2 separate regions of the Homo sapiens genome follow, and region 1 is linked to region 2. The links are chromatin loops, found by intact Hi-C in ENCODE. Cell type or tissue: IMR-90. All regions are shown on one strand. Links, peaks and the distances in the headings refer to the core of each region. The heading gives the core; the rest is flanking DNA. Region 1 overlaps NEO1 (neogenin 1). Region 2 overlaps ADPGK-AS1 (ADPGK antisense RNA 1).

The links. Peaks named below come from ENCODE experiments on the same cell type or tissue, not always from the same donor. Only the 100,000 strongest peaks of a DNase experiment are listed, where the experiment ranks them.
Region 1: it touches region 2 in a loop (7-fold over the local background); 20 of 110 quality-filtered maps call a loop at or near these places.

What each region holds. Positions count from the first base shown.
Region 1 is chr15:73,231,488-73,246,634 of GRCh38, reverse strand. NEO1 (neogenin 1) reads right to left here. Exons shown (of 29, transcript NM_002499.4): 8 at 10,129-10,288; 9 at 2,137-2,291. Among named protein-coding and RNA genes, the nearest start is that of MIR12135, 61 kb to the left of the region's middle. In IMR-90, for the core only: CTCF peaks have their summits at 5,571 (motif pointing left) and 6,632 (motif pointing right); a DNase peak (open chromatin) is centred at 5,564.
Region 2 is chr15:72,787,681-72,802,827 of GRCh38, reverse strand. ADPGK-AS1 (ADPGK antisense RNA 1) reads right to left here. Exons shown (of 3, transcript NR_040107.1): 3 at 4,629-4,824. Among named protein-coding and RNA genes, the nearest start is that of ADPGK, 11 kb to the right of the region's middle. RefSeq lists a silencer at 5,750-5,979. In IMR-90, for the core only: a CTCF peak has its summit at 5,843 (motif pointing left); no DNase peak of the experiment used is centred there; H3K4me3 peaks cover 542 bases.

The sequences.
Region 1 (15,147 bases), core at 4,241-6,740, 440 kb before region 2:
GATTTGGGTCATGCAAATTCCTTCCCACAAAATGCTTGCTCTAAGTCAAATGCCTCAAGGCCAGCCTCAGGTCTCATCTTTCCCTAGGATCCTGCCTTGACTTTTCTATCTTTTACAGTAAGTTTTCTCTATTCTGTATCCTAGTATCTCTCATGAATGATGCCTCTATATGAAAGCTGATGAAGGGTAACTGAGCTTGAAACCTAATAGAGTATTCCTGCTCTTGTCTGAACATAGGTAACTGTAAAATTCAACATTCTGCCTGTAATGAGAACACACTCTTCCCTTAAATCAACCCCCTGACTCTGTGATGGCCCTCTTGTTCTTGCCTGGGTTTGATTCTTATCTTCAATCTCTGTCACTGAAATGATGAAAGGTCTCCTACCTTGCCTGCTCCTTCTTTAAGGGAAGAAGACCAAGCTTGTTCATCCTTGCATCTCCAGTATCTTGCACATTACCCAGTATAGGGGATACTCAATAAATATTTGACAGGTGAATGATATGCCATAGCATTAGAAAGTGAAGTTCTACAGCTTCTTCACTTATTCTACCCGTCAGGTAAAGTTCTTAAATTATTTCTATAGTTCCACTGGTAAAGTCATTTATTCTGTTCAGCTGCCTGGTCAGTAGCCTCTACAAATATATCTAAAATACTCTCTACCCAAAGTAAAATATTTTATTATTACTGGAGGTTTTTAATACAGAAAAACTAATGCTGTTAATAATAAAATTAGACTGAAGAATACACTGAGGTGGCCGGGTGCGATGGCTCATGCTTGTAATCCCAGCACTTTGCGAGGCCGAGGCGGGCGGATCACGAGGTCAGGAGATTGAGACCATCCTAGCTAACACAGTGAAACCCCGTCTCTACTAAAAATACAAAAAAAAAAAAATTAGCTAGGCATGGTGGCAGGCACCTGTAGTCCCAGCTACTCAGGAGGCTGAGGCAAGAGAATGGCGTGAACCCAGGAGGCAGAGCTTGCAGTGAGCAGAGACTGTGCCACTGCACTCCAGCCTGGGCGACAGAGCGAGACTCCGCCTCAAAAAAAAAAAAAAGAATACACTGAGGAAAAACAGTAATTTGTGTTAAAAGAAAGCAAAAGTCTAGACAAAAGCCTCAAGTAGGAAAAGCATTTATTAAGATCTGGCTGCTTGTAATTTCGGTCCTATAGTTAGTTTACAATCCAAACTTAAGATATACAACACATTTATAATATAAATAAACCTGATTGACACTCACGTCACTGAAAATCTTAGAAATGTAATTAGAAGTAACCCTATTTAGCACGAAAGACCACAGGTCCAAAATAAAGCCTCAAGGAGATTCTAAAGAGCATGGTATGCCTAAAGACAGACAATCCAGTTAAGAACAATTATTAAATACCTTCTTCATGTGCAAGGCATTACATTAGACACTGTGGGAAATGTAAGGATGACAAAGGCTCTGTCTTTGCTACAAAATCAGCAAGGTAAGTTCATAATCATAACTGAAGGAAAAACGTGATAAATATCTTAGACTGTGGAGATAACAATATTAGAATCAGAGGAAAGATTCTAGAAGGCATCTGAGCTAAGTCTTAAAGGGTCAGTAAAATATGAACACGTAGAAAAGCACCAACAGAAGTATATTGTCTTATACTATTTGCTGTTGTTTTTTTTTTTTTTTTTTTTTTTTTTTTTGAGACAGAGTCTCACTCTGTCACCCAGACTGGAGTACAGTGGTGCAATCTCAGCTCACTGCAACCTCCACCTCTTGGGTTCAGGTGATTCTCCTGCCTCAGCTATTCTCCCGAGTAGCTGGGATTACAGGCACCCACTACCATACCCGGCTAATTTTTGTATTTTTAGTAGAGATGGGGTTTCACCATGTTGGCCAGGCTGGTCTAAAAAACCTGACCTCAGGTGATCTGCTTGCCTCGGCCTCCCAAAGTGCTTGGATTACAGGCATGAGCCACTACACCCAGCCCTACTTGCTGTTTTTTGATGTAAATTAATTTTGCCTCCCCTAATTGATAAGGACCCCGAAAGTAAGGAACTGTTATCTTCTGCTCCCCTATGGTGTGCAAGGCTAAACAAAGGTAGAACTTCAGAGAGGTCTACCTCTAGGGGGTGCTGACAGACAGGTGGAAGACTTACCCTCAGGTTGTGTTTCTACTCGCAGTGGAGCTGAACTCTCTCCTGAGCCATGCTTATTTTGAGCCATAACTCTAAAGATGTACACGGTCGCTGGCATTAGGTTTTGAATGGTTACTTGCATCTCTCCTGGGTGACTGGTATTCTCAACACGTTCCCTTTAGACAAAGGATTTGGAGAGAGATAGCATTAATTAGGAATACTTCCAGAATGTACAGTTTCATTTTCCACTCCACATAAAAATCTATCAGTGTAAGTCAAATTAGCTCTCAAACAATGAAGCTTTTGGGGGTAGGACAGTGCAAAGAAGATGGGGACTGGCAAAAGAGCAAGGGCATACGTATCTGACAAATCAGTGATGTTCTTGCTGAAATGTTACTGATATCGCTGACCATAATCACAACTTCCTTTCAGAGAAGACACAGGGCTCTTCTCAATGCCATTTCAAATGGGGCAGCTAGTCATCAACTTTCTAGGCTTTAGAAATCACTGAGTTTTAGGGAAATTGATGGAAGGTGGATATTGGTATGACCTAATGATATTTCACAGAAAATATCAAAGAATGCTGTGTATATTTTGGCTAAGAGACTCTCAATAAAAAGAATGCTAGAGGTTATCATCTTTTAAAATTGGAAATAAAAACATAAAACATTTAAATAAATCCTAAGTGTAACCCAGTCTATAAAATAAACTGATTACAATACTGATTTTTATAATTTCTTAAAATTAACACTTCATTGATTTTGAAGCTGATATGAAATGATATGAAATGTTTGACAAACTTTATCACAAACAACTCAAATCCAGCGGTCTAGTATTTAATATCATGAGATGAAAGCTTAAAACCAGTTATCTAGGTTCTTTACTAAAGGTGGCTTCCAGGTTCTGTCTTGGGGTCTGTGTGACCAACACAGGTCCACAAACATGCTCAGTCTACTGTACTCACTAGAATGAAAACCAGACTGCATAATCAAGAGTTTTCAACAAATATTGTGAAGGAATTTGTTTTAGACAAACAGTTGGCTTTTAGGAACTGTCATTCATGTGAGGAAACAGCTATACCTGTCTTGAGAAAGTAATTAAAGAGCCTCAAACTACTCCATTGAAGAAATTATTCTAATTTATTGAATTAAAATTCTTACTTTAAAATACTGATAATTTGCCTTCAAATTGCAGATTAAAATTTGTGTAGGTCTACATGACCATATGCCAATTTGTCTGATTGTGAGCATTTGCACTGCAGAGAAGTGCTTTTTGGTAATTTTCTATAGTTCTTTTAAGTTACTTTATTTTAATTAAAAAATCCAACAATAGTACCCACACAATATTTACAGAGGATTTTTTCTCTATAATCAGCTAGGTCCCCTGGAAAAGAATACTGTAGTAACAAAAATTATTTTTCAGAGATACTTGAGATACCTAATACTATTTTCTCTTCGGCTAAATCTCTCAATCACAGGATTTATAAGGAAGGATCAACTGATTTCTTACAATTTAAGGTTTCTGACACTTGGTCTGATCATGGATGATCCCTGTCTTAAAGGGAAGTACAGCTGATGCTTGAACAAGACAGGTTTGAACTGTGTAGGTCCACGTATAAGCGGATATTTTTCAACAGAAGTTACACCGAGTGCGCCTGCCTTTCCTGCCCTGCTTCCATTTCCTCCACCTCTTCTGCCTCTGCTACTCCTGAGACAATAAGACCAACCCCTTTTCTTCTTCTTCCTCCTTTTCAGTCTACTCAACCTGAAGGTGAAGACCTTTAGGATCATCTACTTTCACTTAATGTACAATAAATAGTTTCTCTTAAGATTTTTTTGTTTGTTTGTTTTGAGACAGGGTCTCACTCTGTCACCCAGGCTGGAGTGCTCTGGTGTGATCTTGGCTCACTGAAGCCTCCACCTCCTGGGTCCAAGGGATTCTTGTGCCCTGGCCTCCAGTACGTAGCTGGGACTACAGGTGCACACCACCACGCCCGGCTAATTTTTGTATTTTTAGTAGAGACAAAGTTTTGCCATGTTGGCCAGGCTGGTCTCAAACTCCTGGCCTCAGGCGATCCACCCGCCTCAGCCTCCCAAAGTGCTGAGACTATAGGCATGAACCACCACACCTGGTCCCTTATGATTTTTTTAATAACATTTTTTCTCTAGCTTACTTTACTGCAAGAATACCGTATATAATACATATAACATAAAAATATGTACTAACAGACTGTTGATGTTATTGGCAAGGCTTCCAGTCAACAGTAGGCTACTAGTGGTTAAGTTCTGGGGAGTCAACTGTATTGTATTTTACACTAAACTAAAGGCTCTCTGAGAGAGTACAGATCAGGTCTCTTTTGTTCACCCCACACAGGAAAGTTGAAACAAGTTTTCTTCTAGAAAGACACAGGAGGGGGACTATTTTACTTCAAACTGAAGTAAAAGACTGTCTCATTCATGTTCGTGTACGACAGAAGCACGTAGCAGAATGCTCATACAGGGAAGCTGCATCCCAAACATACATTGAATGAATAAACGAAAATCTGCCTTCTGATATGTAAATCTTGTATACTAATATCATATATATATTTTTTGTTTGCTTCTATGTGAAAGGGAAAAAATGGGAGAAATAAGTGAAGGTTACTAATACCCACATCAAATTTCTATAGAAGCATTACCATTAAAAAAAATCAGTCATAGGTGATCTGACACTATTGGTCTGAGGTCCCAGAAACAAGTTACTGTGCAGAAAAACCACCCTTGGTTTTGGGATAAGATTCAAGGAGCATTTGAAACAACAATTCTCTTAAGTGTGTGGGGTTACAGTGGGACTCAGGTTAGAATGTGAAAGCTAAGAATCAAAAGGGAAAGAAAAGGGCACACTTTATAGAAAGAAAGCACTGGGCTGGAAGTTAGGAGATGCAATTCTAGTTCTGGCAATGCTACTAGCTTGTGAGGAAAAGTCACTAATGCTTTCTGGGCCTCACTTTCTTTATGTATTAAACGAAAAAATGAGACAGGGTGGGCAAACTTTTTCTTAAAGGGCCTGGTAGTAAATATTTATAGGCCAAGAGGCAAAATGGAGGATATTATATAGTTACCTATGTAACATTTCAAATGTAACTATTTAAAAATGTAAAAACTATTCTTAGCTCCGGGGCCATAAAAATAAATAATTGCTCCAATTTGGCACAGGGTCCATGGTTTGCTAACCCCTTGACTAGACTAACAGATCTCTAAGGCTTCAATCCAACTTTAAAGTGCTATGAATAGCAGAAATACCTTACTTTCCACTTCCCACTTAATGGTTAATATAGAAAAGTACTGCTTTTTTAAGAAAGATGAAATTTTCATAGCTGAAAAGGCAGAGAGGAAGGACCCTCTGAAATCTCTGGCAACTCAGGTACCCATAAGAATTACAGCTCATGACCAAGGCATATGGTGCCACCTGGTGGCTGAATTTTCAAATGCAGGAAGTGGGTGAATTTGTAAATGCAGGTAGTGGCATACATTCTCACATTGAATTCTTACCACACGTCTGTGAAGTAAATATATTACTTTTGTTTTTTAGATGAGAAAATTTAAGCCGATAAGATTAATAAGAAAGTTTTGTTTATGTAACAATTAGCCAGGATATAGTCTTACGACTTAAAAAAATTAACTTCTCCTTCATTGCCTCTATTCAGAAATCATAAAGTAATGAAGCAACAAAAAACTATTATGGTCTCCCAAAATCTTCCTTTTAAATATTTCCCAAATTTGTCCTATCCACTTCAAGTCGCTGCTTTCATCTTCATCCAAGCCGACGACTAGCACGTATCTAGGCTAACATAATTACTACCCAATTTTGTCTCCCTGACTCTATTTTTTCTCTCCTTTAATCTTGGGTAGTGTTCCCAAAGTACTGTTTAATAAAATCACAGTGTACAACTTTCTTAACAGTCAAAAATGGTCCCTTCTTATCTGATTATGTCCAAATTCTCACTGGCATTCCAGCATCTGGCTCCAAACGTCCACTTTATTCTAATCTCTTACTAATTTCTGCCAAAAGCTCTGGGCCAGTTTGGCCAGCTTTCTTGCCTTTGCATCCTTCTCACAGCATACACACAGATGGCCTTACCTTGCACTTCCTCTTCCTTTACATACACTAGTCATGCCCACCTGCCCCTGCCAACTCAACTTCTGTATCTCTTCCAACTACAAATTAATTTACTAATCATTCCTGCTTACTCCAACCCACAATCTATCATAAAATTTAAATAAGTGTGTCTCATTGAAAACATTTAAATATAAAAGTACACACAGTTAAAAAAAAATAAGTCTCAATTCTCTTTTGTCAAAACCTGTCCTGCCCTGAGAGCTGACTGTGGCACATATTGACGCATATCTCACCAGACAGTCTCCATGCCAGGGTTTCTCAACCTTGGCACTACTGAGACATTGGGCAGGATAATTCTTTGTTGTGGGACTGTCCTGTGCATGGCAGGATGTTCATCAGCATCCCTGGCCTCTATCCACTAGATGTCAGTAAGTACCTCTACTGGTACTTACTGACGCTGTACCAGGCATTGCCAAATATCCCGAGGGATGAGGGGGCAAAACTGTCCCTGGTTGAGGATCACTGCTTTAGGCATTTACATACACATCAAAATATACAGACAGGTCATTTAAAAAAAACTGCTGCCACCATACTTACGGGTATACATACAGTCATGCACTGCTTAACAACAGGGATATGTTCTGACAAATGCATCACGTGATTTCATCGTGTGAACATCACAGAATGCACTTATGCAAACCTCGATGGTATAGCTAGGTGTATATCCCACACACCTAGGCTGTATGGGATAGCCTATTGCTTCTAGGCTACGAACCTGCACAGCATGTTACTGTACTGAACGCTGTAGGCAATGCGAACACAATGGCAAGTGTCTATGTGTCTAAACACAGAAAAGGTACAGTAAAAAGACAGTGGTATAATCTTATGGGATCACCATTGTATACGCAGTCTGTCTGACTGAAGCGTTGTTATGTGATGCACGATTGTATATTAGGTGCCCATTCTTCTATCAGTGGATATTTACATAGTCTCCTTTTATAATCTTGCAAACAATGCTATAAATAAACGTGTTTGTATGAGGGCCCAATGCATACATATATCTGTATGTCTATAGGACAGTTACCTAGAAGTGTGATGGAAGGCTATGTATATTTAAAATATTTTAAAATTCTGCCAAATCACCTTCCCTAGACTATTCTAATTTATACTGCCACCAATAACCTAGAGTGGTTTTCCTCCTAGCTGTCAACTCATTGAACACTGGATATTATCAACTTAAAATTTTTGCCAGCTTTATAGATGAAAAATGATAACTTGGCCAGGCACAGTGGCTCATGCCTGTAATTCCAGCACTTTGGGAGGCTGAAGTGGATCGCCTGAGGTCAGGAGTCCGATACCAGCCTGGCTAACACGGTGAAACCCCATCTCTACTAAAAATACAAAAATTACCCAGGCATGGTGGCAGGCACCTGTAATTCCAGCTACTTGGGAGGCTGAGGCAGGAGAATCGCTGGAACCTGGGAAGCGGAGGCTGCAGTGAGCCAATATAGTGCCACTGCACTCCAGCCTGGGTGACCCAGCGAGACCTTTGTCTCCAAAACAAAACAAAACAAAACAAAATAAAAACAAACAAAAAAACCCCCATCATTTTGCTTCCAAGATCGCCTGAGATGGTGAAAACCTTTTTTTAACTCTAATGGGCTTTCCAGTACTATGAATCATCTGCTTGTATTATTTGTCTCTTGGGATATCTTTTATTTATAATTTGTAACTTTGTTACTCTTTCCTGTTATGGCTTCTGGATTTGCTATCTCCCTTTAAAAGCCCTTTCCTGTTCTCCAAATGATAAAAATCATTTCTATATTTTCTTCTAATATATTTATAGATTTTAAAAATATTTATCTCTTAATCCATCTATAATTTAAGACAGAGACATAACTTTTATTTTTCCCACCAAATGGATAATCAATCTCAACATGATTACTTGAATTATCTATTATTTCTCCACGAATTGAAATTAATGTATTAACTTAATAAATATTTACTGAGTGTTACTAAATGCCAGGCTCTGTTCCAGGTGCTGGAGAATTTTATTGAACAAGACAGACAGAATAAATAAGCTAATAAAAGAGAAAATTTCAGAGAGTAGTAAGTGCTCTCAAAAAAAAAAAAAAAAAAAAAAAAAAAAACCCAAACTAAAAGCGAAACAAACAAAAAAATACCACACACATACCAAAAAATAGGGTGATGTGACAGCAGTGGTGTTCTGGTGAATGTTTAACAATTGGCTCTGGTTTGCAGCATTTGTCACTGTAAACACTCCCACCATGCCCAATTTCAAGCTGCCAAGTCATGTCATTAGGTTTGCAAAATTTCCCGAGCATTTAACAATTAGCTTGGGAACAGGCTGGCTCTGATACCCCACTGTGTGACAGTCACCGAGGGGCTAAGTTTGGGTTGGTATTCAGGGAAGGCCTGAGGAGATGTCATCTAAAGATGATAGATAAGAAGCCAGATGTAACTCATGTGAGGAAAATGCATTTCTGGTAGAACGCACAATAAGAGCAAAAAACCTACTGCAGAAATAAAGCTTATTACGCAGAATTACTAAATGGTTTCTTCCTTCTGTGAAAGCTTATGAGATTTTCAATGAGATTTCAAAGTCTATTGAAGATATTTTAATGGTGATATTGAAACTTGCTGTTTGGTAGGAATGTCTTACCTTTTTTTATGTATAGAACTATGTTTCTCTACCCTTGTAAAACTCAAAACACACAGTATAGCATTCAGGTAACTCCCATCTGTTGGTGTTAAATTATGCCACTTAGACTTCTTGAGAGTATTAAAGAAAGGGTCCTGCACTTGCTAAACTTGCCAGTCTGGTATTAACTACAATGTACATCAACTATAAGCATGCTAATGGAAATACAAGCTTTAGCTGATGTATTAGGGCTCCTACTAAAACACGTATCTTAGCTTTCTTATTCTGGTTGGAAGAGCACAGTGAAGGAATTTACTACTCGGCAATGTGTGAACAGTCAGCATGTGGCATGGTTCCTTCCAAAGAGTTTATAATCTGGTTGGGAAAACAGCACAAATACATAGAACATAATTGAAGAATAACAGCTTAAGGTAGTAAAATATCACATATTACCATAATCAAGTGCCAATATTAGGGATACAAATACACGTACAAGGGAAATGCTCTATGTGCTGAAAAGGTGGGTAAAGATCTTTGAGAGCTTCATGGGGCTTAACCTGGGCCAAGAAGGATTAACTGAATTTACCTTCAGCTGAGAAAGGGGCAAGAAGTGACTGAAGAGGACACACTGGAAAAAAAGGCTATAGTGATTAGACTGGTTTCACTAGAAAGTCAGTTACATTGGGGAAAAAGGAAAAGCAAGTTGGACAGATAAAGTGAAGCCAGCCTGTGGCACAAAGCAGCCTGGACATTATAGATCTTCCCCTATGAGCAATGTGAGCTCCTGAGGGGGTGGAAATGAAGAGGAATGTAATGAAAATGCTATTTTAGGAAAAGTCATCACTAACTACTCTTATTCCATCAAGGAGAACCCCTGGAGCTCCGCAGCCCACACCACATAAGGGTGTGGCAAATATTCATTTAAGTTTACTTTAATAAATTAAGTCTACCTTAATCTCTAGAATTTATACTGACTGAATCTTATGAAAAAAGGGCACTCCTTCTTACATTTAAATACGTCCACCTCAATAGCTGTATCTACCCTCTCCCTAAGTCATCCCAGAAAAGGAGAGACTACCAGGACTTTAGTCTGTTTGGGAGTTTATTTAATGACCTAAAATTAGGGAAGGTGCATCTCAGTGATCTTATTTTCTGGACTAAAAATTGGTACAGATACCAAGAGCCAGGGTGAGCATGACAAGGCTGCCGTGACCAAGAGGCAGCCAACTGGCTGCAGACACACAGGCACTTACCTAGCAATCCCTTCCTTGGTGTAGAACACAGAGTAGGTAAGGTTGTCTCCGTGAGGATCTGATGCAGGTGTCCGCCACGTCAATTTGATGAAGCGGGTAGAGACCAGGGAGGCCACGACATCCCGAGGAGCTGAAGGCAGTGGTCCCGTTGTGGCTGGTGCTAGATGGTCAGTAGTGGCACTGGTCAGTGAAGTGGGAGGTAATGTTGGGATGGCAACATCTTGTCATGTGCAAACATTGGGGAATATGAAGGGCAAACCACGACGGTTTTAAAAAAGAGAACAGAAAAAACAAAAAACAAAAAAGAAATAAACAAAACCACGATGGGAAATAAAATAAAATGAATGAACATAAAAAAGGCCATTAAACTGAAGGCTAACATGCAGGCCAGGGTAACTACTGAAAACTAATGGGCACTATTCAAAACACATCACTGTAGAGCAAGCAGACTTTCTGGCCACTATAATGGTTATGGGCAAGGGACAAGGAGGGTGACAGCTGAGAATAAAACTTCTCACAGAAGGCACAGCAGTGCCCATGTAATTTTCTTAATCCTGAAAGCAGCATGCAACATCTGTCAAACTTTGCATAAAAGTCTTGCAAATGACAAGACTTCACTATTTTCTTCTACTTTAACATATGGAATAGTATGGATGACCCTAGTTACACTGAGAGGCTCATGGCTATTGTGACTTCACTGCAGAGCTCCTTTGCAGGAGAATTGAGGGCCACATCTTCAACTTTAGTCTAATATTAAACCCTGCACCTCTGTATTTGGTAATCCTGCGGGGGAAGGTTGATAAACTTCTTCATTGTAAGTTATACCTTGCTGTTTTGTCAATTCATTTAGCTAGGACAGTATAAAATCCTGAACCAAAAATTCCAAAGCCAAAAAATTGCAAGTCAGGTAGCTAATCTGTTTGTTACACTCTTCACTGCGATGTATACTGAAACAGCTTGCAGACCTCAAGGACTGGATGGGAGAAAGGAAGCAGTGGCGAGGCAAAGCTGCTAGTCAAAAGCCACTTTTGTATAGCGGTAGCCATGGGTAACTTCATAACTTCCAAGGCAGCCCATGCTACTGATGAAAAACAAAAACAACAGTCCTGATAGTAGAATTTTATTCCTAATATTGAACCTAAAATCTCTTTCACTTCGGAGTTAGAGAGTACAAGTTTAATCTCACAATTTTTAACTGAAAGACTTCATCAGAATCATGTTCGAACATTAAAAGGGAAATTAGTAGGAGAGATGTAGAGAGGAAAACATGAAAACCGTGAACCTAGTTTTGAATGAAGTGGTGGAGCAACAACCTCCTGGAAATGTCTGTGAACTGCGAGAGTGTAATGTGATGCAGTCTAAATAAATACGCCACGTGAAATAAATTATCTATCTCAGGGAAATGGCAAAGGAGGACCAACCTAAAATCTCTAGATAGGTGGAAAGGGAGAAGAGTAATCCAATAGCTACCACTTCTTGAATACCTTACATATGGCACTCTGGCTCTCTATATAGATCATTCAATCCTTACAGCAGCTCTATAAAATAGGTACAATCATTATCTCTAACTTATATGTAGAGACTGACATTGCTAAATCACTTGCCCTAGGTCACAGAGAATGAGTGGTGGAGTGGTATTAATAAAATCAACTTTGGTTTTCAGTTTAAAAGACCTCTGGATATAGCCAAGCAGAGTCTGAAAACTTGACTTCCAGTTCTTGTGCAAATCACAAAAGAGAGCCTTGTTCTCTCTCATGCTCCCTTTTTTTTTCTCCTCCCTTGGTAGTGCTTTTAAGAGTGCAGATTGTTATAAGAATGTAAGATAATGCAGTTTTAGCCCCGACGTTAAGTACATGCTTCACTAAAGCAAGTGTCAACACTACAAAACATTAACTCTGAATGGTTGCTGAGGCCTTGTAGTACTGTACACATCAACAGATGCACTGCCTTAGAGGAAATAAATACCTCTCATTCACAGCTTTCAGAGTTTGTCTTTATATATTTTGTCAGTTTACTCACACAATAACCCTATGAGGTAGGCTGGAAACGATAGGATTAGATGCTGAGATAAAGGTTAGGAAGGAGTCAAAGACTTCCAAGTTACTAGCTTAGGAGACTGTGGAGCCTGAGGTGTCATTAACAGAGAAGACAACAGATTGAGGGGGAGATTATGAATTTGGTTTTGAATATGCTGTGTTTAAAGTCACAATTCAACACCTATGGAATAAATGAGATGCAAATGAAAATATGGATCTCCGATTATTGTAAAATTAAAAGTCATTAAAAACCCTTATTGGGAAATGATTCAAAAAGTAGCCTGAACAGTCTTGCTTTGCAGCCTCATTTGCATGTCCATCTAGAAACACACTAAGCTGCCTCCAATTCTGACCCAACTCACCAAACTTAATTCTTCCCAACTATCTACTGGCTAGAGAGGAGAGAAAGTTTGCTGTGTGAGAGGCAGCAGAGCATACCGGAAAGAGCCCAGGACTTCGAGTACAAAGACTTATGTTCAAAACTTGACTCTTCTAATATGCGAGGTTGGGTAAATCACTCTGATGTCAGTTTCCTTATCTGTAAATTAGGAATAATAATGCTCCCTACCTAAACCCCAAGCTGATATGAACCAGACAAATACCAAACAAGAAAAGTGCATGTGGAAGCTCTGCGTACATGTTATTTACTATGACTAGCTTGAATGAGTAACAACATAAGGATTTCAGTAGGAAAGCAGCTGGGGAGGGAATGCAAGCAGGGAGGACGAGGTGATGGGAGTAATGAGTGATAACAGAATCACTTAGATAGGGAAAACTCAGTTACCCTACTGAACTTCCATAGCACAGATCTATAACTCTTTAACGGCATCCAGCACACCCTATTTCCATTTTTCATGTTTACATTGTATTACTTCCACGAATCTATAAGCTCCTTAAGGACAAAATATGTATCAATTTCATCTGGGAATCACTCAACATGCCTCTGTATACTTTAGATAACCAAGTGTACATTTATTGAATTAATAAATGGAAGGAAATTCAGGGAGAACATGAGTACGATGAAGACAATGTTTCTAGAATCTCATTACAAAAGGCAATATTTTAATCTCTTTGGTTGACACAAAGTGTATATAAATAACATTTATATAATGATATACCATTTGTAAAGCAAATGTTTTATTAGTTATACAGGGAATAAAAGTATAAAAAATGCCTGATCATTGTAAATCATTCCTAATTAACCATGGGAAAAATCCATGCCCACTGTGGCCCCAGTGTTCTCTATCAGCTTTCCCCAGGTTGATTCTATTGCTGCTGTTCCATATCCTAGCTGAGCAGGTAAGAGAAAGCAACTTATGTTATCACAGAGTATCAAACAGGCAGTTAAGTTACACTAGCATCAATGGCAAGATGATGTAGATTGGGACTTTAGACTCCTGGCATGATGGTTTGAGACTGACAAATCCTCTTCCCCCAAAGCAACTATAAAGCGGAAAAAAACTGTCAAAAACTGGAAACTGACCAAAGACATATAACAAGCTGAGAAGCATCTGTTCATGAAAATTACCAGACTTCACACACAAACAGTGTCTGAGGCATCCCCCTCTAGCTCTGCTAGAGTGATTGTTCAACCAGGCTAGCGCAGGCCCTACAAACCAGTGGCTTTGCTGCTGTTGCCAGAAGAGCTCATTTGATATGGAGTGTTGTCAATTAGAGGAGCAATCCTGGTGGCAAGTGAATAGGAAGGGCCAGTGCTCTGCTGGCCTGAGGTTGTATCTCATTGAGGCAAGCAATGGATGGTAGACTAGCCATGGAACAAGGTATTCCATGAGGTGAGAAAGTGGTGAGAAGGCTTGGTAACCTCTGCACATATCCTAGGTTGACTGAAGGCCATGTGTATGTACCCTAGGGACTGCAGCAGGCCCAAGCCACTCACACACCCCCGGCAGATGAAACCTGTGTGTGTGTGTTCACAAGACAACTGAGAGAGCCCGGTAGAAAGCAAAGGCTGGGCAAACTAAAAAATAATCCAGATTTTGAATGCACTCCCCAAACCACACAAAGACCCATCAGCTCAAAGTGGTAGGCTTATTGGCTTGAGGTATTTGAGCATAACTGCTGACTAATCTTTGGTTCAGCACTAATCTATACAGACACAGGGCAAAATCTAAACAGAGACTTTTAGAAAATGCAAATAAAAAGATAATCAAAACTAAATACTCAACAAAAACATCTGTGGTTGCACACCCTGGGAGAGGCAGAAATCACAGATTTAGTACAGGCAAGTTATTAAACAAACAAAACAAGAAAAACTGCTAGGGGGTGGGAGGAAGAGTCAGAATCCACAGTTGCTACAATTTATTATCCAAAATATCCAATATTCAACAAAAGTGAAGAGACATGCAAAGAAATAAAGTGTGACTCATAATCAAGGGGTAAAAAAGGCAGTCATTACAAAGGCAGTCATTACAAAATGTCTTTCTTGGAATGTCCTCAGATACTGGATTTAACAAAGACTTCAAAGTGGCTATTTAAATATATTCTAAGAACTAAAGAAACTGTCAGGAACTAAGCAGGATCTGAGAGTTTACCTTATTGATAAGCTAACAAGTTAGCTTATTACTGATTCATGGGTGCTGGCAGATGGTACAAGTGCTGCATCAGAGACAAAGAACTTTATTACTCATGGCAGTGGAGGCAGCTAGAGTTTCTCGTTTGTTTTGGTCAGTTTCCCATGCCCCCAAAGTCCCATGAAGGCAATACGGAGGGGCCAGGATGGATGCCTGCATATTCAGGGTCTTGCTCTATCACCCAGGCTGGAGTGCAGTGGCACAATCATGGCTCACTGCAGCCTCCGCCTCTCAGGCTCACCTCAGCCTCCCTGAGCAGCTAGGACCACAGGCATGCACATCCACGCCTGGCTAATTTTTTGTACTTTTAGTAGAGATGGGGTTTCACCATGTTGCCCAGGCTGGTCTTGAACTCCTGAGCTCATGCAATCCACCCACTTCGGCCTCTCAAA
Region 2 (15,147 bases), core at 4,630-7,129:
CCTACTCATATCATTTTGCCTATTTCATTATTGGATTGTTTGTCTTTTCGCATCAATTTATAAGAGTTTTTTGCATACTATAGGTATTAGCCTTTGTCCATCATCTGCATTACACTTTTTCCAAGTCTGCTTGTCTTTTGACATTGCTTACAGTATCTTTTCCCACAAAAATGCTATATATATGTGTGTGTATGTATATGTATATATATGCAAAAATACCTTTTTCATCTTCTAGGTTTCCAACCTTGGTTGAGAAGGTATTCTAACCTTAGATTATATGATGCCTCCTTGCCAAAATTTTTATTGAGATATATGTATGAAATAATGCACATCTTTTTATGGATCAATAAATTTTCACGAGGTGAACACACTCATGTAGCCAGGACTGAAATCAGGAAACAGAATCTTACCAGTACCCTAGACATTCCTTCAGTTCACACCCCCTTGCCAGTCACAACCGTCCTCAAAGATTAACCTCTACCCTGACTTCTAACATCGTAGGTTAGTGTTTGAACATTATTTAAATGAAATATCCATGTGTACTCTTTTGTATCTAGCTTCTTTGACTCAGCATTATGTTTGTGAGATGAATTCATGTAGTTCATTCATTCTCGTTGCTGTGCAGCAGTCCTGTATGTAACATACCACACTTTATGTTTTACTGTTGATAGACGTTTGGGTTGCTTCCAATTTGGGGCTATTACAAATAGTGCTGCTATGAACATTCTTGCAAACTTTCTTTGGTGAATTTATGTCTGCATTTCTGTTGAGTATTTACCCAAGAGTGTAATTTTTGGGTCATAGAGAACGTGTATGTTCAGCTTTTGTGGATATTGCCAGTCATCCAAAGTGGCCGTTATCAATTACACTCTCACCAGTAATGTAAGAGACTTCTAGCTGCTCTACACCCACCCCAATACTTTCTATCATCTGACGTTTGCATTTTAGCTACTCTGGCAGGTACACGCTAATGTTGCATTGTGGCTTGTCTTGACAGATAGTTAACATTTTATTTTTTACATTTTTAAGCCCTTAATCCCTCTGGAATTTTATCTTTGTATATGGCTAGAGATAGGGGTTCACTCTGGTTCTCTTCCAGGCAAACAGCCAGATGTGTTAGACTAAATACTATGTCCTTTGTCCTGATATGTTTTGAGGTATAAGTGAGCATTTGCCAGGTACAGTGGAGTGGGAGAGAACATTCCAGGCTGCAGGAGCTGCACAAGCAAAGGTACGGAGGCACGAAGTATCACGATGTGTGCAGGAGATTGCATGAGTGTGGTGAAAATTAAAAACGTGTGGCCGTGAGTGGCACAGGAGGGCAGGCAGGACTGGACTTTGCCATTCTCACGGTGGTACACAGGCACAAGGCTGCTGCTGAATGGACACACTAAAGGAAAAAAGACTCCCTCCTCCTCTAATGTTTGGGGATGTTCTTTGAGATCCTCATTTTGAAAAGGTGTCATTATCAAAACGTCACCCTTAAGAGAGGGAACTTCTGTGTTGACTGAGACGCTTATTAAGATCCATGATACGTATTGTTTAATTTACTCATCACAATGACTTCATGATGTGGGCGTTGTTTCCCTTGATTTACAGATAAGGGAATGAGGTACAGAAAAATTAAGCAGCTTGCCCTTGGACACATAGCCAGTAAGTGGCAGAATTAAGGATGAAACAGCCTGTTCCTCTTCCTGTGTTCCCGCTCTTTCCCCTAGATGCACTGCCAGTAGATGCATGAATTGAACTTCCAGCCACTTCCCAAATAATGCACATGTGATGAAGCAGAGATTTACAATCCTTGCATCAGCCCCTGCCAGCAGACCTCTTGATGTCTGTTTCCTTTTCCCCAGTCACACAGAGAGGTTGATTCCTTGGGAAACTGAATGACTGTTGCAGGCAGCAATTGTTCCTTCAGCTGAAAGGCATGCAGAGTCAGACCAGGGTGGCTGGCTTCGGCCCATGGGCAAGTTTATGGGTCCGCAGAGAGAAGGCAGCCTCTGTCCTCTATCCCTTTCCCATATGCAGTTCTTGGTTACAGAAAATCCAGTTGCTCTTCTTTTCCCAACTGGGAGAGATCTCTGTATCCTACAGTAAACTTCTTGGTAACCTGGGCTCTCCTGAGTAGGTCTCTGATCCTCAAGGAAGGGAAAGGTAAACACTCACTAACATGAACATCGGCAGTCAGACACACATCACACACACAGAGGTGGCACACAAGCTACACACTGACACAGAGCGGAGACAAACACACACTTGCAGAGAATCTGCCTCCTGGAATATGAGAGCTCAGGGAATCTGTCAAGATCAAGGGTTTTCGAACTATGCCGCGTGAGTTTTTCTGCAAAGGGAAGTCACAGAAAATAATGAAGCAATTTCCCACCAAAGGGAATATTGTAACAGCTAGAGATAATTGTAGAAAAGTACACTGAAATTATGAGGTGTCATTTTCCCTCTATCAGACTGGCTAAGATTTAGAAGTTTGATAATACACAACGTAGGCGGGGGTGTAAAGATACAGCATGTAGCAGAAAAAGTAAATGATTGCAATTCCAGGGAAGAGAGCTCAGCAAGATATATCAAAATGTTAAATGCAGCTACCCTTAAACCTAATGATTCCACTCCTAAAAAGTTTACACAAACACACACACACACACACACACACACACAATACTGATTAAGGAGGTTCATTGTAGCATTTGTTTATATTACCATAAAATTAGAAACAACTAAAAAAAGTCTGTTAATAGAAGCCTAGCCAAATAAGTTAAGGGGCAGCCATACCATGGAACACTCTTAATCACTTAAAATGCTGAGGTGGACCTCTATGTTCTGACATCAGAAGATATCCACAATGTATTTTATCCTGTTTGTGTTTTTAAAAATATATGTTTGCAGCTGGGCGTGGTGGCTCATGCCTATAATCCCAGCACTTTGGGAGACCAAGGTGGGTGGATCACTTGAGGTCAGGAGTTCGAGATCAGCCTGGCCAATATGGTGAAACCCCATCGCTACTAAAAATACAAAAAATTAGCCAGGCGTGGTGGTGGGTGCCTGTAATCTCAGCTACTCAGGAGGCTGAGGCAGGAGAATTGCTTGAACCAGGGAAGTGGAGACTGCAGTGAGCCGAGATCACACCATTGCACTCCAGCCTGGGCGACAGAGCAAGACTCCATCTCAAAAAAAAAAAAAAATATATATATATATATGTGTGTGTGTGTGTGTGTGTGTGTGCGCGCGAGCGCGCGTGTGTATGTGTGTCTTTGTGTGTGTGTATGTGTGTGTGTGTGTTTGCTATGTGCAGCAGCTCACGCCTGTAATCTCATCACTTTGGGAGGATCACTTGAGCCCAGGAGTTCTAGACCAGCCTAGGCAACATGGTGAAACCCCAAAAATTAGCCAGGTGCGGTGGTGTGTACCTGTAATCCCAACTACTCGGGAGGCTGAGGTGGAAGGATAGCTTGAGCCCAGGAGGTAGAGGTTGCAATGAGCGGAGATTGGGCCACTACACTCCAGCCTGGGTGACAGAGCCAGACCCTGTCTCAAAAAATATATGTATATGTTTGTATATATCCATAGAGTGTCTATCGGGTACATAAGAAACTGTTAAAGTAGGTGGCTCTGGAGAATGAGAAGGGGACAGGGAGAAAGGGCAAGGGAAGGGAAACAAATGTTTCACTTAACTTTCTGTACTATTTGACATCTTTACGGTAAGCATATATTAACTGTATAATACATTATTTTAACCCTCTGAGATGTTAAAAAAAATATATTCGGGTCAAGTGCAGTGGCTTACGCCTGTAATTCCAGCACTTTGGGAGGCCAAGGTGGGCAGATAGCTTGAACTCAGGAGTTCTAGGCCAGCCTAGGCCACATGGCGAAACGCCATCTCCACAAAAAATACAAAAATTATTTCTGGGTGTGGTGCCATGCACCTGTACTCCCAGCTACCTGGCAGGCTAAGGTGGGAGGATCATCTGAGTTTGGGGAGGTCAAGGCTGCAGTCAGCTGAGATCATGCCACTGCACTCCAACCTGGGCGACAGAGTGAGATCCTATCTCAAAAAATAGAAAATTAAAAATTAAAAAATAAAGTATCTATCTATTAGATATATAGATAGATATTAGGGTTTGCTGTTACATTTCACTTAGAAAGAGAGTTCCGCCACTAAAAAGTTTGAAAAACCTTTATGCAACTCAAGCCTGTTGTATAAGTGGCCAGGAAAAATTGTGAAAGACTTTTGAAATGGGGAGAAAATGTACCCTATGGAATGCAGGCCTGGTGTGCCCTTCCAGGTTATGTCATTCTATGGTAGTCTCCATTTTTCATTGTCTTTGAATCTGTAAACTGTAGAAAACTGAAAATAATACAAATTATTATTGTCCATGGCAATGCAAACAAGTTTTGTCAGGTGGAGATGCAAGTGATCCCCCACCCCCCACCCCACCCCCCGCCAAACACACACACACACACACACACACACACACACACACACACTGTGGATGAAGCCAGTTTTGTATCAATTAACAAACTTATTTCATTATTTCTGATGCCAGTGTGTGTATCTGGCCTTTGTGTTGTCCTTTGAATCAGTTTTTAACTTCATTAACTAATGAGTTAAATAAAATCTTTTACACTTGTTCATTTTTTATTTGTATGACAGGCATGATTTCTCCCTTGAAAAAATAATCATTTAGTGGCACGTGCCTGTGGTCGCAGCTACTGGAGAGGCTGAGGTGGGATGATCACTTGAGCCCGGTAGGTGAGGCTGCAGTGAGTGGTGATTGCGCCACTGCACTCCAGCCTGGGAGACAAAGTGAGACCCTGTCTCGGGGAAAAAAAAAAAAGGATCATTTAACAAACCAGAAAAACAAACAAACAAACCAGAGACAATGAAGACTATGAGGAAGAGATTTGACCAAGGTTAGACGCCTGTTGTAACAAATACAGCACCAATCCCTAACCCTCAAATGTGAGCTTCTGGACTGAATTCCTTGGCTATTGTATTTATACCATCAAGTAACAAGTATTGAAGTCACTTTCTATTTGACTTGACCATTTACCCTACACAAATATATTCTTAATTTAGAAGATGCTTTCCCACAAATATATACACACAGAGACTTACACATGCACAAACACAAACACCTGCGGGCATCCACAGGCCCCCACCCCCCCCACCCCACCCCCCGCTGACACGCTGCACAAACTCCCCCACAGATCCAGAGCTCCCCTCCCCGCCACTGGGACAGCCGCCCTCCCAGTGCCAAGCCTGCTCTTGGTTCCTTCATCTCAGCGGAGCTTAAGATTGGGGATGAGCAAGGCCCCTTCCTGCGGACCCTGGCCTGTGCCACGCAGGGAGAAGAGGTGGCTCCCTCACTTATAATCATTGGCCAGGGGTCAGAGTGGCTCTGGGGTGCGACGCTGAGGGGTTCAAGGGGATGGAGGCCAAGCCCCATCCTCAAAGACTGCCGGTCGTGGAAGAGGCCAGCACACGGGCGGAACTAGGCCCGCTGTGGAGCCACGCCCCCAAGTCCTGGGGTAGTCCGGGAAGGCTGCCCGGAGGCGGTCACCTCAGCGCTGAGGTTTGAAAGCGTGGAGGAAACACTGGGAGCCTGGGAGCCGTACAGCCGCGGCTGGGCCGAGGTGTTTGGTGGAAGGACTGAGCCAGGGCCTCCTAGCACGGATCTGTTAAGTGGATGGCGTTTTTGGTTTTGCGGAAAAACAAATCCCGCGGAATTCAAGGACCTCCCAGGCGCCAGACTTGACCCGCGGGTCGGGAGCAGCGCGGCGCGCAGCCCGTTCGGCACCCACCCCGCGCCGCGGCCGCTCTCGCGGTGGGCTCGCGGCGCCCCCTGCGGGCGCCAAGCCACTCTCCCCACACTGCCACCCCGGGGAGGCGCCGGCGGGAAGAGGCGGGCGGGCGGGGGCTGCGCCCAGCCTTCGGGCCAGGAGGTCCGGTCTTCCGTCCCCACCAGCCCCCGAGGTCGCTGCTGCAGGCCGGCCTTAGTTCTGTGCACCCCCGAGGGCGCCGCGTCCACAGATCCCCATCACCAGGAGATCCCATCCCCATTCTGCAGATGGGGAAACCGAGGTTCAGAGACGGAGCCTGATGCATCCACCGCACGAAGAGGAGTCTGTGGATCCCGCGGCCCACCCTCACCCGAGCTCGTCTCTCTCCGCCTAGGTGTGGCCACAGACTCAATGGCTTGCCGTGCACCCCACGCACCCTCTCTTCTGGTTCTCTCTGGGCCACAGCGTCGCCTGGTTTGGCCTTTCAAGAGCTGTGTGGACGGGAGTGCATGTGGGGTGGGGTTACTCATCCACTTTACAGGAGGGAAATCTGACAACCGCACGGGAGCGCCCTGGGATCTGATAGTTTCACTTGCGTGGTCTATACTAAGGAGACAATTCAGAAACTCAGCAGATTTTGCTGTGTAAGTGCTTCTCCCTAGTTGTTCATAATAGCAAAACTTGTGAATAGTCTAACTCTCTACCGCTTGGTTAAATAAATGGTATTCTACGCAGCCATGAAAAATCATTCTGGGTAAAAAGTTTGGATATATTAAAGACGCCATTCTATTGTTAAGCAAATAAGCAGGTTACAATGCAGCATATACAATAACAAAGTTCCATTTCTGTGAAGACGCATGTGTGTGCACACATTTTTTTAAAACTCTGCAAAGATATACACCAAAAACTTGAATATTAAGATTAAGAGTTATTATAAAATAAGTATTTGTACCTTTCTGCATTTTCTAAATAATATTATACAGTGAATCTGTATTGTTTTGTGTTTGTTTTGTTGTTTTGTTTTGTTTGACAAGGTCTCACTCTGTCACCCACGCTGATCAAGTGCAGTGGTGTGATCAAGCTCACTGCAGCCTTGACCTCCCGCGCTCAAATGATCCTCCCACCTCAGCCTTCTAAGTAGCTGGGACAGCTAATTTTTGTATTTTTGTAGAAACGAGGTTTTGCCCTGTTGCCCAGTTTGGTCTCGAACTCCTGAGCTTAAGCAATTCTCTCATTTTGGGATTAGAAAGGAGCCACCATGCCCAGCTCCCTATTTTATTTTCTGTCTAAAACTTATCAATATCTGATATTTTTCATTTGTTTATTATTTATTTGTTGTGACCTTACCCTGTTAGAATATGAATTCCATGAGAACATGGACCTTGTCTGTCTTAGTGACTAGACTAATGTCTGGCACTCAATAAACAATTGTTGAATAATAAAATAATGAATCCTCCAGCAACTACATTATATGGATGTCATTCTTTCCATTTTACAAATGGGAAACTGGGCTGGAAAAGATTAAGCAACTTGCTCCAAACTGCACTGTTAATGGTAGTGGTGGTGGGGATATAGGGTGCTAAGATTTGAATCTCGGGTTTCCAAAGACATACCATATTTCTTTTTTAAAAAAATTCTGTTGGGAGGCCAAGGTGGGCAGATCACGAGGTCAGGAGTTTGAGACCAGCCTGGCCAATGTGGTGAAACCCCGTCTCTACTAAAAATACAAAAATTAGCTGGGCGTGGTGGCAGGTGCCTGTAATCCCAGCTACTTGGGAGGCTGAGGCAGGAGAATCGCTTGAACCTGGGAGGCAGAGGTTGCAGTGAGCCAAGATCACGCTATTCATTGCACTCCAGCCTGGGCAACAAGAGCAAAACTCCATCTCAAAAAAAAAAAAAAAAAATTCTGAGACAGGAAGCAGGATGAACTGAAGCTGGTTGTGTCTATCTCCTTTTATGGCAATAGCCCTTCTTTATACCACAGGCCCAGACCACAGTGCCTGGACTAGAAGCAGCTAACATCCCAAGTGGTCAGCCCTTGGGGTCACTGGCTCTCAGCAGCAGTGGCAAGGCCTGCAGGTTTCTCATGGATGTTGCTCGCCACCCTCCCAGAAAGAGCAGACAAATCATTCTCCCCAGCTTGTCCCCATTCATGCTTACATTTTTTTAAATGAATTAATACTTTTAATAATTTATTTCTAAATCTTTCTTTAAAGGGGCATTACAGTCTATTGCGAACAGATCTGCAGGCAAGTCAGCCTGACGTTGAAACTATAATACATGTTTTTCTTAGTTTTGGCACTATTTACTGTTTAGAACAAAAGAGAATAACTTTTAAAATAACAAATGGATAGTACTTCACTGGGAACATCATCCAACAGATAGATTTTCTTTTCATACCACAAATCTACATATCTTTAGTCAAAGTTATATTAAGAAGTTAATTTCCCAAAAGAAACAAGAGTAAACAGTCATGATGAGACTTAGCTGGGTTTTCTTGAGAAACGAAATTAAAAACAAGCTGTACTGCTTACTTTTCAGCAAATTCTACTTTGCCAAGTTTCAGAAGGAAAAGCCTAACATACTGGAAACTACCACATGTAGTTTCCAGTGTTGTCCCCTTGCCCGGGAGAATCTGGGGGACCTACTTCTTCCTGACAGCCTGCTTTGTCACCACCAAATCCATCAGCATGATGGCTTCACTCCCTACCACAAGCAGCCTAGCACCTGGGTTGGAGTTGATAAATTCCGCAAACCTGGGTCGGAGTAGATAAATTCTGCTGCCTCTTCAACGGAGCTATGGATTTCAGGGCTCCATCTATGTGCGTCAGTCAGTTTGAATGCAGCTAGTTACTTACTGCAAGTTTGCCAGCTCTCTGCAACAAAAATCCGGCATATCAGTCCATTTCTCTCCCCATTACAACTTGAGTAGGTACTGAGTAGCAATTTTTTTTCCAGAGCTCCTGATGTCTGTCCACTCTATGATCCACCAGTTTGGTCATGTGGCAAACTCTGTTACAATCAACATTTTGGAAAATTTACCATCACTGTCATGTTATTCAGAAGCAGCAGCTCTTGGTGACTGTGATTTCTGTGGCTATTCTGGGATTGGGGGAAGGAAATGCCCCAGAAATTCCCTTTCCTACTTCCTTGATCCAACCCTTTCAGCCTCTCTTTTCCTTCTGCAGTATCTAAGTGAATATTGGAGCTTTTCTGTGTAAGAAAAAAAAAAATGGCTGGGCATTGTGGCTCACACCTGTAATCCCAGCTACCCAGGAGGCTGAGGTAGGAGATTGCTTGAGGCCAGGGGTTCAAGACTAGTGTGGGCAACATAGTGAGACCCCCTTCTCTAAAAAAAAATTAAAAAAAAAACATTAGCCAGTCAAGGTGGCATGCACCTGTAGTCCCAGCTATTCAGAAGGCTGAGGAGGGAGGATTGCTTGAGCCCAAGTGTTTGGAGTTTGAGGCTGCAGTGAGCTATGATGATGCCACTGCACTCCAGCCTGGGTAACAGAGTGAGACCTCATCTCTAAAAATAAACAAATAAATAGGGAGAAGCCGTAGAGACCTACAGGCTTATTATATTGATTGGTCAGTGTAGCCCTTTTTGAGGAAATTGTATTTGAGCAGAGATATGAATGACATAAAGCAGCCAGGCATGCAAAGATCAAGTCACAGAGTATTCCAGATGAAAGTAAGAGCCAGAGCAAAGACTCTTAGGAAGGGTAGGCCTGGTGCGGTGGCTCATGCCTGTAATCCCAACACTTTAGGAGGTTGAGGTGGGCGGATCATGAGGTCAGAAGTTCAAGACCAGTCTGGCCAACATAGTGAAACCCCGTCTCTACTGAAAATACAAAAAATTAGCCAGTGTGGTGGTGGGCGCCTGTAATCCCAGCTACTCAGGAGGCTGAGACAGAAGAATTGCGTGAACCCAGGAGGCGGAGGGTGGAGTCAGCCGAGATCACGCCATTGCACTCCAGCCTGGGCAACAGTGGGAGACTCCATATCAAAAAAAAAAAAAAAAAAGATGGGTATCAGGTAGCTTTTGTTCAATAATAAACCACTTCAAAATTCAGTGACATAAAAATAATAACCATTTATTTATTATTACTTTGTGGGTCAGTAATTTGGGCTGAGCTCAGATGGGCTGTCTTCTGGTCTCAGATGATCTTACTTTTGTGTCAGTGGTCAGCTACTAATCAGCTAGGTGACTTTGCTTCTTAGGGTTGCCTGGCTATCAGCTGGAGTGATGGGAGCAAGCGGGCCATATTTCTTTCATCATCTAGCAGGCTATCCCAGGCTTGTTGATAAGTCTTGTTGATATGTGGCAGTGCAGGGTTGCAAGAGAGAGTAGAAGCATGCAAGGCCTCCTCAGGCTTTGACTCAGAAATGGAACGATGTCACTTCTGCCATATGCTATTGGCAAGGCCAGCCCAGATTCAAGAAGTGGAGAAACAGACATCACTCCTTGATGGGAGACTGAGAGACAAGGTCACAGAGAAAAGGAGAATTATGATACTTGTAACACACCATGAGCAAGAATGAACAAAGAACAGAAAAAAAAAATTCCAGCATGTCCAGAGCAATTGTTGGGGAGTGTTATGGGCTGAACTGTATTCCCTTCAAAATTCATATATTGAAGTCCTAATCCCTAGTACCTCAAAATGTGACTGTACAGTCTTTAAAAAGGTAACTAAGTTTAAATGAGGTCAGTAGGGTGGCCACTAATCCAATATAACAGGTAAGGGAATGAAAAGACAGACAAGAAAATATTTGCAAATCACAGGTCTTATAAAGGACTCGCATCCAGAGTATTTTTTTAATTCAGTAATAAGAAAAAAACAATCTAATAAAAATGGGCAAAAGATATGAACAGATACTTGACCAATGAAGATATGAAAAGATGCTCAACATCATTAGTCATTAGGAAAATAAAAATTAAGACAAAGATATACCTACATATTTATTAGAATGGCTAAATTTAAAAGACTTACCGTACCAAGTCTTGGCAAGCAAACAGAAGAACTAGAACTCTAATAGAATGCTGGTAGGTATATAAAACGGTACAACCACTTTGGAAAACAATTTGATAGTTTGTTAAAAAGTGGAACATACATCTGTTACATGATTCAGGTATTCCATTCCTAGATATTTCCCAAGAGCAATTAAAGCCTACAAAAAGACCTGTAAACAAATGCTCATAGCAACTTTATTTGTAATAGTCAAAAACTAGAAAGAACCCAATGTCCATCAACAAATGAATAGATAAACAAATAATGGTATATCCATACAATGGAATACTATTCAGCAACAAAAAGCAATAAACTAGCACAATCTATAGAAGAAAAAATAATCAACACATTACACTTCATCAAGAAGAAAAACTTTTATTCTGTGAAAGGCTCTATTAAGAGGATGAAAAGACTGGAAGAAAATATTGCATACCATGTATCTGGCAAAGGACTTTTATCTATAATATATGATATATAGTCTCAAAATTCAATAACAAAAAACAAACAATTCAATTATAAAATGGGCAAAAGGCTTGAAGAGACAGCCAGCCACGGTAGCTCATGCCTATAATCCCAGCACTTTGGGAGGCGGAGGCAGGCGGATCACTTGAGGTCAGGAGTTCAAGACCAGACTGGCCAACATGATGAAACCCCGTCTCTACTAAAAAATACAAAAATTAGCCGGGTGTGGTGGTGCGCACAGATAGTCCCAGCTACTTGGAAGGCTGAGGCTGGAGAATCGCTTGAACCCAGGAGGCAGAGGTTGCAGTGAGCCGAGATCACACCACTGCACTCCAGCCTGGGCAACAGGGCGAGCCTCTGTCTCAAAAAAGAAAAAAAAAAACCTGAAGAGACACTTCACTGAGGAAGATATATGGATGGCAAATAAATACATGAAGAGATGCTCAACACTACTAGCCATTAGGGCAATGTAAACTAAGACCACAAACAGATGTCACTATACACCCATTAGAACAAAACCTAAATTAGTGACAATATCAAGTGCTGGTGAGGATGTGAAGAAACTGGATCTCTCATATGCTGCCTGTGGGGATGTAAAAGAAAACTAAACATAAAACCCAGCAATTGTATTCCTGGGCGTTTCTCTCAGAGATATGAAATATGTGCACCCAATACTCTGTACATGATTGTTTATTGCAGCTTTATTTGCAATTGCCCAAAACTGGCAACAACCAATTGCCCAAAACTGGCAACAACTCAGGCTTTGACTCAGAAATGGAACGATGTCACTTCTGCCATATTCTATTGGCAAGGCCAGCCCAGATTCAAGAAGTGGAGAAATAGACATCACTCCTTGATGGGAGACTGAGAGACAAGGTCACAGAGAAAAAGGAGAATTATGATATTTGTAACACACCATGAGCAAGAATGAACAAAGAACAGAAAAAAAAAATTCCAGCATGTCCAGAGCAATTGTTGGGGAGTTCTCCTTCAATGAGTGAATGACTAAGCTAACTGTGATCTTTCCATACCACAGAACATTACTCAGTCAAAAAATAAAAATAAATAACAAAAATGAACTATTGACACATGCAACAGTGTTGGATGCATCTCAAGGGTATTATGCTCTCAAAAGATCACATACTGTATGATTCCATTTATAACATTTCTCAGAATGACAAAATTACAGTGATGCAAAGCAGATTAGTGGCTGCCAGGGTCTAGGAATGGTAGAGGATGGGGGTTGGGTGTGACTAAAGGGATAGCATGAGGGAGATCTTCGTGGTGATGGGACAGTTCTTGCAACTTGATTGAGTGGTGATTACCCGAATCTCCATATATAATAAGACGGCACAAAACTATACATACACCTTGCACCAATGTCCGTTTACTGGTTTTGATGCTGCACTATGATTATGTAAGATATATCCATTGAAAGAAACTGGGTGAAGGGTACACAGACCCTACCATTTTGGCAACTTCCTGTGAATATATAACTGTTTTGAAGTTAAAAGTTTTTTAAAGAGCAATTAACAGTTGATATTCACTATAACCTAGATAAATCTCAAAAATAATTATGCTGTATGAAAAAAGCCACATCAAAAAGAGTATGTACTGTATGATCCCATTTATATAAAATTCTGCAAAGTGTAAACTGAACTGTAGGGACAGAAAGCAGATTGCCTAGGTACAGGGAGTGGGAGGATGTACAGGCAGGAAGGAGTAAGAGGGAAGGGTTACAAAGGGCCATGAGGAAGTATTTGGGGGTGATGGATATGTTTACTATATTACCTTGATTGTGGTGATGGTTTTGTCAGAGGCATTCGAACCAGAGCGACTCCACTTTGAGTGAGGGCTAGGAGAATGAGGCTGAGACTTGCTGGACTGAATTCCCAGAAAGTTAGGCATTCTTAGCCTCTAGATGTTTACGGTTAAGGGAACAAATTAATAATGTTTACTAAAACAGACCCAGACTCGGGAGTGTCCAGATATCCCAATATCTGGGGAACAAAGGCATTCCTAATTTTGCTTGAAAGATAATAATATTGATTCTTGCCAAATACGATAATTAAGAAAATTAATAGTTTATCACAAACCCTTGTAGCAGAGCACATCTCTCCATATATACAAGCATTGTACCTAGGGTGGATGCGTTCCTCCTCTTAGTTTCGGGAACGTCCCGCTCTGTCTATGGAGTAGCAGTCCTTTCACCACTTTGCTTTCTTAATAAACTTGCTTTCGCTTTGCACTACAGACTAGCCCTGAATCCTTTCTTGCATGAGATCCAAGAACCCTCTCTTGGCGTCTGGATCTGGACCCCTTTCCTGTAACAGTTTCAGGGTGTATACATATATTAAACTTATTAATTTGTATACTTTAAATATTATGCACTTAATGCATATCAATTTTACTTCAATAAGCATACTAAAAATATTAAGTGCCTAGTAATAAAACTTACTAAAGACATACAAATCCTCCACAAAAAGTCTAATATGATATTGGGAGACATTTAGGTAGATCTAAATAAATGAAGGGATCTACCATAGTCCTAGAATGATAAAAATCCTAATTGGGTTTTTTTGGGAGGGAGGGCGACAAGTTGATTCAAAAATGTATATGGGAATTTTAAAAGGCCAAAGATAGCCAAGACACTCTTGAAGAGTAAGGAGAAAGAATTTATATTAACAGATATCAAGACAGTGAGACGCTGATAAACAAATAGACCAATGGAACAGATTGAAGAGCCCCAAAACAGATCCACACATACATAGACACGTGGTATTGGACAGAGGTGGGAATGCAGAGTCATTGAGAAATGACCAGTAAAAGGCACTGGGTCAATTGGGTATCTATAAGCATTCTTCTCACAACACACAAAAATCAATTCCAAGGTAGATTAAATACCTAAACATGAAATGTGAAAGCCTACAGCTCTTAGAAGGTTGTACAGGAAAATACCATCACGATCCTGAGTATGGGAAGATTTTTTAAATAAGTAACAAAAAGCACCAATGATAAGGGGAAAGTAGTAATAAAAAAAGAACAAAACGGTAACTACACTAAAAACGAAGAACTTTAAGCCTGCGCATGGTAGCTCACAACTGTATTCCTAGCACCTTGGGAGGCCAAGGCAGGAGGATCTCTCGAGGTCAGGAATTCAAAACCATCCTGGGCAACACAGAGAGACCCTATCTCTACAAAAATACATAAATAAGAATAATTTTTCATAGAACTCTACTCACTAAAGATATTATAAAAAGAATGAATAGACAAGTGACTGGGAGGGAGGCAAGATACTTGCAAATAACCAACAAATGGAAACTTGTCAAAACCACAGTAAGATACCACTACACACCCTACAAAATGACAAAGCTTTAAGAATCTGTTGGAGTGTAGCTGGAGCAACAGAAATTCTCATATGCTGCCAGTGGGAAGATAAACTGGCATACCACTTTGGAAAGATGTCAGATATTATATAGTAAAGTTGAAGACAGGCATATCATATGACCCAGAAATGTTACTTTGTTTCTACCCTGAAGAAATGGCTATACACGTGTACCACAGCATATACATAGCAACACTGTATGTAATAGTAAAAAAACTGGGAAAACTCCAAATCGTCTATTCATAGTACAATAGATAAATTTTAGTATTTTCATTCAGTGGGATATTACATAGATGCTAAGCCGTCAAAAAATAGAAAAGGCTACTGCATAGTGACCTATGCAGAAATGGCTGTCTTCCTTATAGTAAGAGAGTGACAGACCAGCAAGAAAGACTAAAAAGAAAATTAAATATAGCTCTCAGAACCAACCATAGCAACAGCAGGGAATGTTTTGAATTCCAGCATGTAGCAGACACTGTGCTAGACTGTCTTAAG